Linked DNA regions of Homo sapiens: region 2 is linked to region 1. Evidence: read pairs that join two places in POLR2A ChIA-PET (ENCODE). Cell type or tissue: GM12878. All regions are shown on one strand. Each heading gives the region's core, and the rest is flanking DNA. Links, peaks and the distances in the headings are about the cores only.

The links. ChIA-PET counts read pairs that join two places held together with the same protein. Peaks named below come from ENCODE experiments on the same cell type or tissue, not always from the same donor. Only the 100,000 strongest peaks of a DNase experiment are listed, where the experiment ranks them.
Region 2: POLR2A ChIA-PET joins it to region 1 with 6 read pairs; 1 of 35 experiments calls an interaction of 5 or more read pairs at or near these places.

What each region holds. Positions count from the first base shown.
Region 1 is chr17:70,296,829-70,301,833 of GRCh38, forward strand. No RefSeq gene overlaps it. Among named protein-coding and RNA genes, the nearest start is that of KCNJ2, 130 kb to the left of the region's middle. RefSeq lists an enhancer at 2,454-2,563. In GM12878, for the core only: no CTCF peak of the experiment used is centred there; DNase peaks (open chromatin) are centred at 2,283 and 2,413; H3K27ac peaks cover 842 bases.
Region 2 is chr17:69,113,549-69,118,553 of GRCh38, forward strand. It overlaps ABCA6 (ATP binding cassette subfamily A member 6), which reads right to left. Exons shown (of 39, transcript NM_080284.3): 11 at 4,350-4,408; 12 at 1,828-1,938; 13 at 1,214-1,389; 14 at 70-189. Among named protein-coding and RNA genes, the nearest start is that of MIR4524A, 16 kb to the left of the region's middle. RefSeq lists an enhancer at 4,515-4,704. In GM12878, for the core only: no CTCF peak of the experiment used is centred there; DNase peaks (open chromatin) are centred at 2,553 and 3,144; H3K4me3 peaks cover 1,315 bases; H3K27ac peaks cover 2,500 bases.

The DNA.
Region 1 (5,005 bases), core at 1,406-3,905:
AAGGGAGGAGAGAGGGGAACGAAGTTAGTTAATGGGTACAAATGTACAGGTTGAGAGAAGGAATATGCTCTAGTATTTGAGAGTATAGTTGGGAAATTATATTTAACAATGATTTACTATATATTTCAAAATAGCTAGAAAAGCAGAATTATAATATTCCCAACACAAAGAAATGACAAATATTTGAGGTGGTGGATATCCTAATTACCCTGATTTGATCATATTGTATACACATCTCAAAATATCACAAGTACCCCCAAATATGTACATTATATATCAATAAATTATTTAAAAATATATATATATCAAGACTTTTCAACCTTATCTATCAGGCTCACATATAGTTGTAGATATAGGTTTTATATATATATACACACACATGTGTGTGTATATATACACACACATGTGTGTATATATATACATATACACAGATAGATATAGATACAGATGCATCAATGCTCAGCTTCTCGCTCAAGAGCTCGGATTTAATTGAAAAGAGGATGGGATTCAGACATTACATAAATCATTATATGTTAAATCTACCCAAGTGATTCTAAGGAGTAACTAGGGTTGAAGACCACTGAAGTTAATAACGTCTATGTTACTTCTACTTCCCAAGTATAGAAAGCCAAATCCATAATAATTGCAGGGAGTTTTTATGTGCATGGCAGTGAGGCAGACAGAAGGAGGGAGTAAAAGGAGGGGAAAGGAGAAAAGTAAATCACTATTTCTCATCCTCAGATTCTTACAATCTGGACAGGAAACACCCACAATATTACCACCAAAATAGCATAGGCTGTGGCTAATGCAAAATAGTTCATAGCGAAATTCTTGAAAAAAGGTGAAATAAGCCATTCATAAGACTTTATAAAAGAAGGTAGGGATCAGCATGAATTAGAATTAGAAGATGAAAAAGATTTGCTGATGAACCTAGGAGCACAGGCAGCATGTGGTCTTTCTCAGTTATGAGAGAAGGCCACTAGAAGTTCTGAACTCCATCTTGCCACGATACATCATGGGCTGTCAGGCATGAGGACTTTGCACATGTTAACATTTTATTCCTCCGGTCAAATCCCTTCTTTATCATTTACTACAATCCATCCTGTAAGTGCAGTGGCATGATCTCGGCTTACTGCAACCTCCACCTCCTGGGTTTAAGTGATTCTCCTGCCTCAGCCTCCCAAGTAGCTGGGATTACAGGAGCCTGCCACCACGCCCGGCTAATTTTTGTATTTTTAGTAGAGATGGGGTTTCACCATATTGGCCAGGCTGGCCTCAAACTCCTGACCTTGTGATCTGCCTGCCTCGGCCTCCCAAAGTGCTGGGATTACAGGCATGAGCCACCGTGCCCAGCCCATCCTGTAACTCTTAAGGGCCACATTAGATATCATCTCCTCTTGGTATCTTTTACTACCTTTAATAAAGAGGCAATTAGCCCTCACTTATCTTGCCAAATTAAAGTTGCTTTTATACTGCCTACTATATTACATTATATACATTACTTGTTTTCACGTTTGTTTCCTACTCTAGATTTTTTTTTAAGTCATCTAGAGGTGGCAGAACAATAAAAATAAATCTTTTTTAACTCAGGAATAATTAAGGAGTAAATATCTACACAAATGAGGCTGGAATATGAAATGTTTGTGTACTGAGTAGTGCCATAATTGGAGACACAAAAAAATAAGGAAAATAATGTGAAAGTATTGCAATTGAAGTTCTCTGAGCAAGAAAATGGCCAAGTTAGAAGCTTGATAAGAAAGGGAATAGGCCAGGCGTGGTGGCTCATGTCTGTAATCCAGCACTTTGGGAGGCCAAGGCGGGTGGATCACGAGGTCAGGAGTTCAAGAACAGCCTGGTCAAGATGGTGAAACCTTGTCTCTACTAAAAAAACAAAATTAGCTGGGCATGGTGGTGGGCACCTGTAATCCCAGCTACTCAGCAGGCTGAGGCAGAGAATTGCTTGAACCCAGGAGCTGGAGGTTGCAGTGAGTGGAGATCGCACCACTGCACTCCAGCCTGGGCGACAGAGTGAGACTCCGTCTCAAAAAAAAAAAGAAGGAGAATAAAATGAAGGTGAGAAATGTTCAAGAAGTCTCGATCACCATTGACAACTGACTCATTCAGGAATAGATGGTGATTCCCCTCCAATTTTTGAAGCTGAGGAAATTGTATCATATTAGCCGAGAGAGTGTAAGAGTGACAGCAATATAGAGAGAGAAATTAAGAATGTGTGGGTGTATGTAAATAAAAATGATAAGCATATTTGGAGCATTTAAAGAGAGGACAGGTTATCCATATGAAGACTTTATCATAGACACTCGAAGGACAAAACTATGGAGTGAATTTTGCTAAACGAGTTGAGGCTGCATTTGGGAATTTGAGAATGGTTCACGAAGGTGACGACTAAAGATATAGAAACCAAATTGAAAGAACTTGCAAAATAGAGAGCTAAGCACGTAACCTTGGGGGGAAAAAAACCAGAAAAACATGATATTAGAAGCTGAAATGAGAGTTTCAAAAAGGAAGAGGTGACAAATTCTGTCAACTTTCTCAGAAAAGGGAAAATTCATTTTGAGAGAATGTAGTCATTGGGTTTGGCAAAAAAGCTTCAGAAATCCCCTGAAAGGGAAGCAGTTTCTGTAGAGACGGGAGGGAGGACGCTCCCAGGAGGAGGGCTGTTGTGAAAGTCAGCTGTGTAAAGGAGTACAGAAGAGAGTTGGGATGAATGGCTTAACTGGAAGTAAATTATTATTATTATTATTATTATTATTATTATTATTATTATTATTTGAGATGGAGTCTCGCTGTATCGCCCAGGCTGCAGTGCAGTGGCGCGATCTCCGCTCAGTGCAAGCTCCGCCTCCCGGGTTCATGCCACTCTCCTGCCTCAGCCTCCCGAGTAGCTGGGACTACAGGAGCCCGCCACGACGCCCGGCTAATTTTTTATATTTTTAGTAGTGACGGGGTTTCACCGTGTTAGCCAGGATGGTCTCGATCTCCTGACCTCGTGATCCGCCCGCCTCAGCCTCCCAAAGTGCTGGGATTACAGGTGTGACCCACTGTGCCCGGCCTGTGAATTATTTTTCTAAAAGAAATGGACACCAAATTTATCTGAAAACAAAATAATCATTCTGTTCCATTAACATGTATGTCTATTACAGTGTTACTACCACCAAGTCCTAATTATGCAACTTTATACTAAGCCTTGAAATAGGCATTGGGTTTCCTCCAACTTTTTTTAAAATGTTTTTTTCAAAATGGTTTTGCTTATTCTAGGTCGTTTGTATTTCCACATGATTTTTTTGAATCAGCTTGTCAATTGTCACAAGAAGCCTGGAAGGGCTTTTCAAAGTATTAGGTTCAATCTGTAGATTGAAATGGGGAGAAATGGCATCTTAATCATACAGAGACTTCTTTCTGATCAATGAATATGTGATTATTTTTTCATATATGTACCTTTTTAACAATTAGCTCTTCGCACCGATGTTTTGTAGTTTTGGCATTTAAATCTTGCACATCTCTTGTCAAACTTATTTTTAATTATTTCCTGAGTTTGAGGCTATTGTAATTGTTGATGCTGTTCTGGGTTCCATTTTAAGTGTTTATGGTGATATATAGAAATGTAGCATATTATCTTTCATCCTTAAACATTGTTAACCTCACTTCTTAGTCCTGGTAGCTCTCTTGTAAATTCTTTGTTGTTTTCCTATGTAAATGATAATGTGTTCTGTGAACAAAGTGGTTTACTTCTTCTTTTCCAATCTATTGCCTTTACTTATCCTCTTTGTTTTATTGCAGTGACAGAACCTCCAGTACAATGTTAAATAAAAATGGGCAGAGTAAACATCCCTGGCTTTTTCCCCATTGTAGGAGGATTGTATTCAGTCATTCACATTAAGTATGAGGTTCCTTGTAGGTTTTTCATAGATGTCCTTAATTAAGTTCAGGAATTTCAGTCTGTTTCTAGTCTGCTGAAAGTTTTTTAATAAGTAGACATTGAATTTTGTTAAGTATTATTTTGCACGTATCGATGTAGTTTTTCTTTTTACTTTGCTTACACTGTCTAGTGCACTGATTCCTCTCATTAATATTAAACCAACTTTGCATTCCTGAGATCAATGCCAGTATGTTCTGTTATCTTTTTATATTTATTGGTGGATTCAATTTGCTAAAATTATATATGAAAATATTTCTATCTTCAGGGAAAACATTGGCTTATGTTTTGTTTTCATAATGTCATTGATTGGTTTTCTTAACAGGGGAATGCTGGCCTCATAAAATAAGTTGGAGAGTGTTTCTTCCTGTTTTTTTTTTTGTGTGTGTGTGTGTCTATATGATTGGTCTGATTACTATTGCATTTCCTTAAATGTTTTGCTAAAATTTACCAGTGTAACCATCTGGGCCTAGAGCTTTCTGTGTGGGAAAATTTTAAATTTTAAATTTAATTTATTTAATGGGGACAATTTCTTCTTGAGTGAGATTTGATAGTAGCATAATTCAAATGCTTCATTCATTTCATATGTTATCAGATTTCTTGACACAAACATTTTTTGTAATGTCACCTTATCGACATTTTAAAATAAGATCTGTAGCAATATGCAGTCTTTCAGCACTCATATTTGTAAATTATTATACTTCTTGATCAGTATGGATAGAGGTGTATCATTTGATTTTTTTCAAACAGCTTTTGGTTTTATTGTTTTTTATTCCTTGTGTGTTTTCTCTTTCTTTGATTTTTTTTTCTATTAATGTTAGTATTCTTTTTTCTGCTTACTTTGTGTTTAATTTGCTCTTCTTTTTTCAGTTTCTAAGAGGTAAGCCTAGATCATTGACTTGAATCTTTATGTTTTAGTAGAAGCATTTATTGCTGTAAATACCCTTCTAAGTATCACTTTGATTGCATCCCACAAATGTTGATATTTTGTTCAATTTTCATTCAACTAACTGTTTCCTAAATTTTCTTGTGATTTCTTCTTTGACCCATGTATCATTACAGTTTGGTAGT
Region 2 (5,005 bases), core at 1,357-3,856, 1.2 Mb before region 1:
AGTGGTAAAAGAACTTGACATTTTGCAGACATTCGACCTGCTTCCTTCCCCATGCATAATCTCACTTACTTGAGGATCTCCTAAAATGGTAATCCCAAAAGTCAGCTTTCTTTTCTGTCCTTCACTTAAATGTTTAGCAAGGTTATCTTGAATGTTTTGCATGTCCAATTCCAATAATATTCGTTGTACCTATATGAGAAAATACGCAACTTTTAAAATCCAAAATGAAGAAGACATTTATGCAGCCAAAAGACACATGAAAAAATGCTCATCATCACTGGCCATCAGAGAAATGCAAATCAAAACCACAATGAGATATCACCTCACACCAGTTAGTATGGCGATCATTAAAAAGTCAGGAAACAACAGGTGCTGGAGAGGATGTGGAGAAATAGGAACATTTTTACACTGTTGGTGGGACTGTAAACTAGTTCAACCATTGTGCAAGTCAGTGTGGCAACTCCTCAGGGATCTAGAACTAGAAATACCATTTGACCCAGCCATCCCATTACTGGGTATATACCCAAAGGATTATAAATCATGCTGCTATAAAGACACATGCACACGTATGTTTATTGTGGCACTATTCACAATAGCAACACTTGAAAACAACCCAAATGTCCAACAATGATAGACTGGATTAAGAAAATGTGGCACATATATACCATGGAATACTATGCAGCCCATAAAAAATGATGAGTTCATGTCCTTTGTAGGGACATGGATGAAGCTGGAAACCATCATTCTCAGCAAACTATCGCAAGGACAAAAAACCAAACACCGCATGTTCTCACTCATAGGTGGGAATTGAACAATGAGAACACATGGACACAGGAAGGGGAACATCACACATGGGGGCCTGTTGTGGGGTGGGGGGAGGGGAGAGGGATAGCATTAGGAGATATACCTAATGTTAAATGACGAGTTACTGGGTGCAGCACACCAACATGGCACATGTATACATATGTAACTAACCTGCACGTTGTGCACATGTACCCTAACTTAAAGTATAATAAAAAATAAAAATAAAATCCAAAATGATTCATATTATGCAATTTTAACCACTCATTAAAGCAGTCGATATTTGTTATGGGACCTCTTTGCCTAAATTTTATTCATAACAGGGCAAATAAATCATTGAAGAGAATTCTGTGGTCATGATTTAATTTGGTAAGTGGTTGGCAGGTCAGTTAATCCAAGCATGCCCTCCTACCTCTTGTTCCACTTCCTTTAGATGAATCCCTTTTATTTTAGCAAACAGGCTGAGGTTTTCCTTCACGGTGAGTATGTCAAATTGAACATTGAATTGAGGACAGACGCCAGTTATCTTTCTGATTTCCTCCAAGTCTTGCATTTCAGAGAGATTTTTATTATAGATGGTAACTGATCCTAAGAATAGAAGTTAAAAATAAAATTGGCAAGATAATACATTCTATTAATATTCATAGATCTCATTTAAGAAAATATTGGCATATGTTCACAAATGTCTAAAATGATTTGTGAACTACTATTCTTGACATAAATATATGCTTATAGAACTGCATATATGTGAACACAATTTGTGAACTACTAATTATTCTTGTTACAAACATATGCTTATAGAACTGCACATCTACCCTGAAATATCACACAATGGAATAAAGATAATAATTTTTATAAAATTGCAGAAATATGAAGTATATTCAAAATTATGTAGCTCTTGGAAACAACTTTAGATAAACATTATTTCTCTTAAGCCATCAAATTTAAAATTTAAAATGAGAGGCATATGCTTGACCTCATTCTATTATAAGACATCTTGCCTTTGAGAAATTTCTTTTTACTCACCTTCTGTTGGAACAGACAATCCATTAAGAATATTTAGCAGTGAAGATTTGCCAGCTCCACTGTGACCCAGGATTGCCGTGATTTGACCTTCATATATGTCAAAGAGCAAGCCTATTTTTAGAACAAATTGTTAACAAATTATTAACAGTATAAACAGAAAGGCATTAGACAGGCCTGGTCCCAACATAGAACAAGGCTATTTAGTTTAGTGGCATATTTCTCAGCATTTCAATACTTTAAAATACACAATGATCAATATTTTCCTAATTGCCAAAATAATATGTGACAGAACTATAATAATTAAAATAATATGTTACTGGTGCAGGATATAGTGACCAATGGAACAGAACAGAAGTCTAATATGGACCAAAGAAAATATAAAAATAAAGATTAATAAAATGACCTTTCAAATGTATTAGAAAGATGGTTTATTTAATAAATAATATTGGGACAACTAAACAAATACATTAACAAATTTTATGTTTGTAATTTTTTTTTTTTGTTACAGGATCTCATTCTGCCACCTAGACTGGAGTGCAGTGGAGCAATCACAGCTCACTGCAGCCTCAATCTCCCACGCTTAAGCAATTCTCCCACGTCAGCTCCCTGTAGCTGAGACTATTGGCCCACGCCACCACACTTGGCTAATTTTTGTATTTTTAGTAGAGACAGGGTTTTGCCATGTTGCCCAGGCTGGTTTCAAACTCCTGAGTTTAAGCAATACACCCACTTCGGGATTTACAGATGTGAGCCACCATGCCTGGCCTGTAATTTTTAAATGCAAAGTATACGGTGTTTTCCAGGGTAAGAGGGAAGTGATACTGGCTGTTGGGACTGACCCACAGTAACTGGAAAAATTAAATAGAAGCCTCAGTTTCGTCATCTGCAAAGTGAGAGATATATTAACATGTCTTTCACAGGCCTAAATGTAAAATGGTACATGTAAATCACTTAGCATAGTTTCCCGCACACACCAAATCCTCAATGAAATCTAAGTGTTTATTGCTATTGTTGTCGTTGTCATTATTATTCATTATGTATTGCTTGTGGGAGTATGACTTTTTATGATTTTAGAGGGAAATAATTTGAAATATGAATCAAGAATCTTGAAAGTATGCTTCCTTTGAATAATTCTGCTTCTAGAAATTTATATTCAAGAAACAATTTATGACATTTACAAAGATTGAACAAGGCTGTTCATTCTAGTATTTTTTATTACACTAAAAATTGGAAACAAATTGAATCTCATACATTGGTGTGTTAATAAGTTAGTCGTGGTATCCATATAATGGAATGGTACTTAGCTTCTGAAAAGTAGGCCATAGATAAAAGATTTCAAAAGTGTGTCCCAAAGGTGTTGCAGATGTGCTCCAGAAACTAACTCCATGAGGAAGGAAGAGGAGGCTAAGGGATTGCAACTTCTTCCCTGATTTCCCAAAGAGCAGCTATACTTGGTTTGAATTCATAATCATATTTTTAATGTGTTGATGTCCAATGCTTTTAATTTTTTAAGGTGCTGCTATTTTTAAAATGAACAAAATTCTTAAAGAAGTTTTTTGTTTAGACAAAAAGAAGTTCATGACTTGATGAGTACAAAGGTAGTTCAAAATGTGCTCCAAAACTTTAAGTAATCAATTTAAAATTATTTCAGTATCTCCTGAGCTAACATTAAAGAAAGAAATCACAGCTCTAGATGGTATTTGATGAGAGAAACCTAGAGAGAGAATAAAATTGCTCATACAAATACATTAAATTCTCAAAGACCTAATCTAAAAGCAATGAATAAGACTGAATTAGAGGATGCTGTATTTATTAGAAAATACACGCAATATAAACACAATGGTCGGAGAACTCTACACTTCTGGAAGGTTCATGGCTCTTCTTTTTCAGCTTTTAAGGCTTCTGTCTTTTATAAAAATCATTTTTATCCCTCCTAAAAATTATTTTTAATAAAAGTAAATAGTCCTCCATGAAATCTAGCTACTCACTTTGATGTTTGCTTAAATGTCTGTTATAGAAAACTGTATGTTAGAATATTTTGTATCAAAATGTGTTTTTTCATTTCAAATTATAACTTAGGTTTGTTATAGGATATTGACTTGTGAAATTTAATTCATAGTCAATGGTTTTACTCATCTTGCTTTAGTTAACCTCACCAGTACATATAAACTATGTAAATTCACCGGCTAGTATAAAACCTTTATCAGATTTCAGTCTAGATGTTCTTTCCTCACAGTGACAATATATAAAATATTGTTCATAGCAGATTAATCTTTAAAAACAAAGAGAAATTACATCTTTCATTGTATGATACCACTGTTATAAATTAATAGATTCATGAAATATCTGGAAGAATTTTACAGCATATTCTTAATCATGATTAATGTCCAAGTGATAGCGTTATTTATATTCTTTTTTCTTTTGCTTATCTACATATTTCAAATTTTTTCACATTGAATGTTTCCCTTTTTTATAATAAAGAAAGAAGTGAAAGAATGAAATTTTTCAATGTTTTTCTTTACCTTTCAATGCTTCCACTTTTCCAGATTTTCCTTTATATTCCTTCTTAACATTTCTGATTCTGAAATAACAAAAAGGGTGCTTACTTAGCCAACACAGAAGTGAAAATAGCACGGGCCATTTATAGCCCTAGTCATAGTGATAACTGCAGCCAACCACTTTATGTGAAATAAGGGATGGCATAAACAGTCTATTCAGAAAGAAAAAACCCTATTTTTGATTACTTATTTCCCCTGAGGTAGAAAATAGAGGAGTCTCTCTCAAGTTACAATTAAACTACTAGTATTTTGCCTAGAAAAGTAGAATGCTGTGTAATTATCCTCACTTTCTTCCTCTAGCTTTAGAACAGTTGGTTCTTCCCCCTGTTCAAGATCAGCTCATTTACCTAGGGTCTTGAACTGGCATCCTGCATCGTCTCCAAGTCTTGCTTATTAGTTTATGAGTCAGACACTCTGTCACCTGCATCTTTTATAGTGTTCTCTCTAATAGTTCCTCTTTGAACTCACCTCTACTTTGGACACAATTTAATTTCTCTCCTCCCTGTATTGTACAAAATTCTCAAAATAAACTTGCCATTGTAAACTTGCCATTTTCACTTCCTGACCTTTAATTCCTCTTCAATTGCACTCTGATTTCTGAACTCACCACTCCAGTGAAC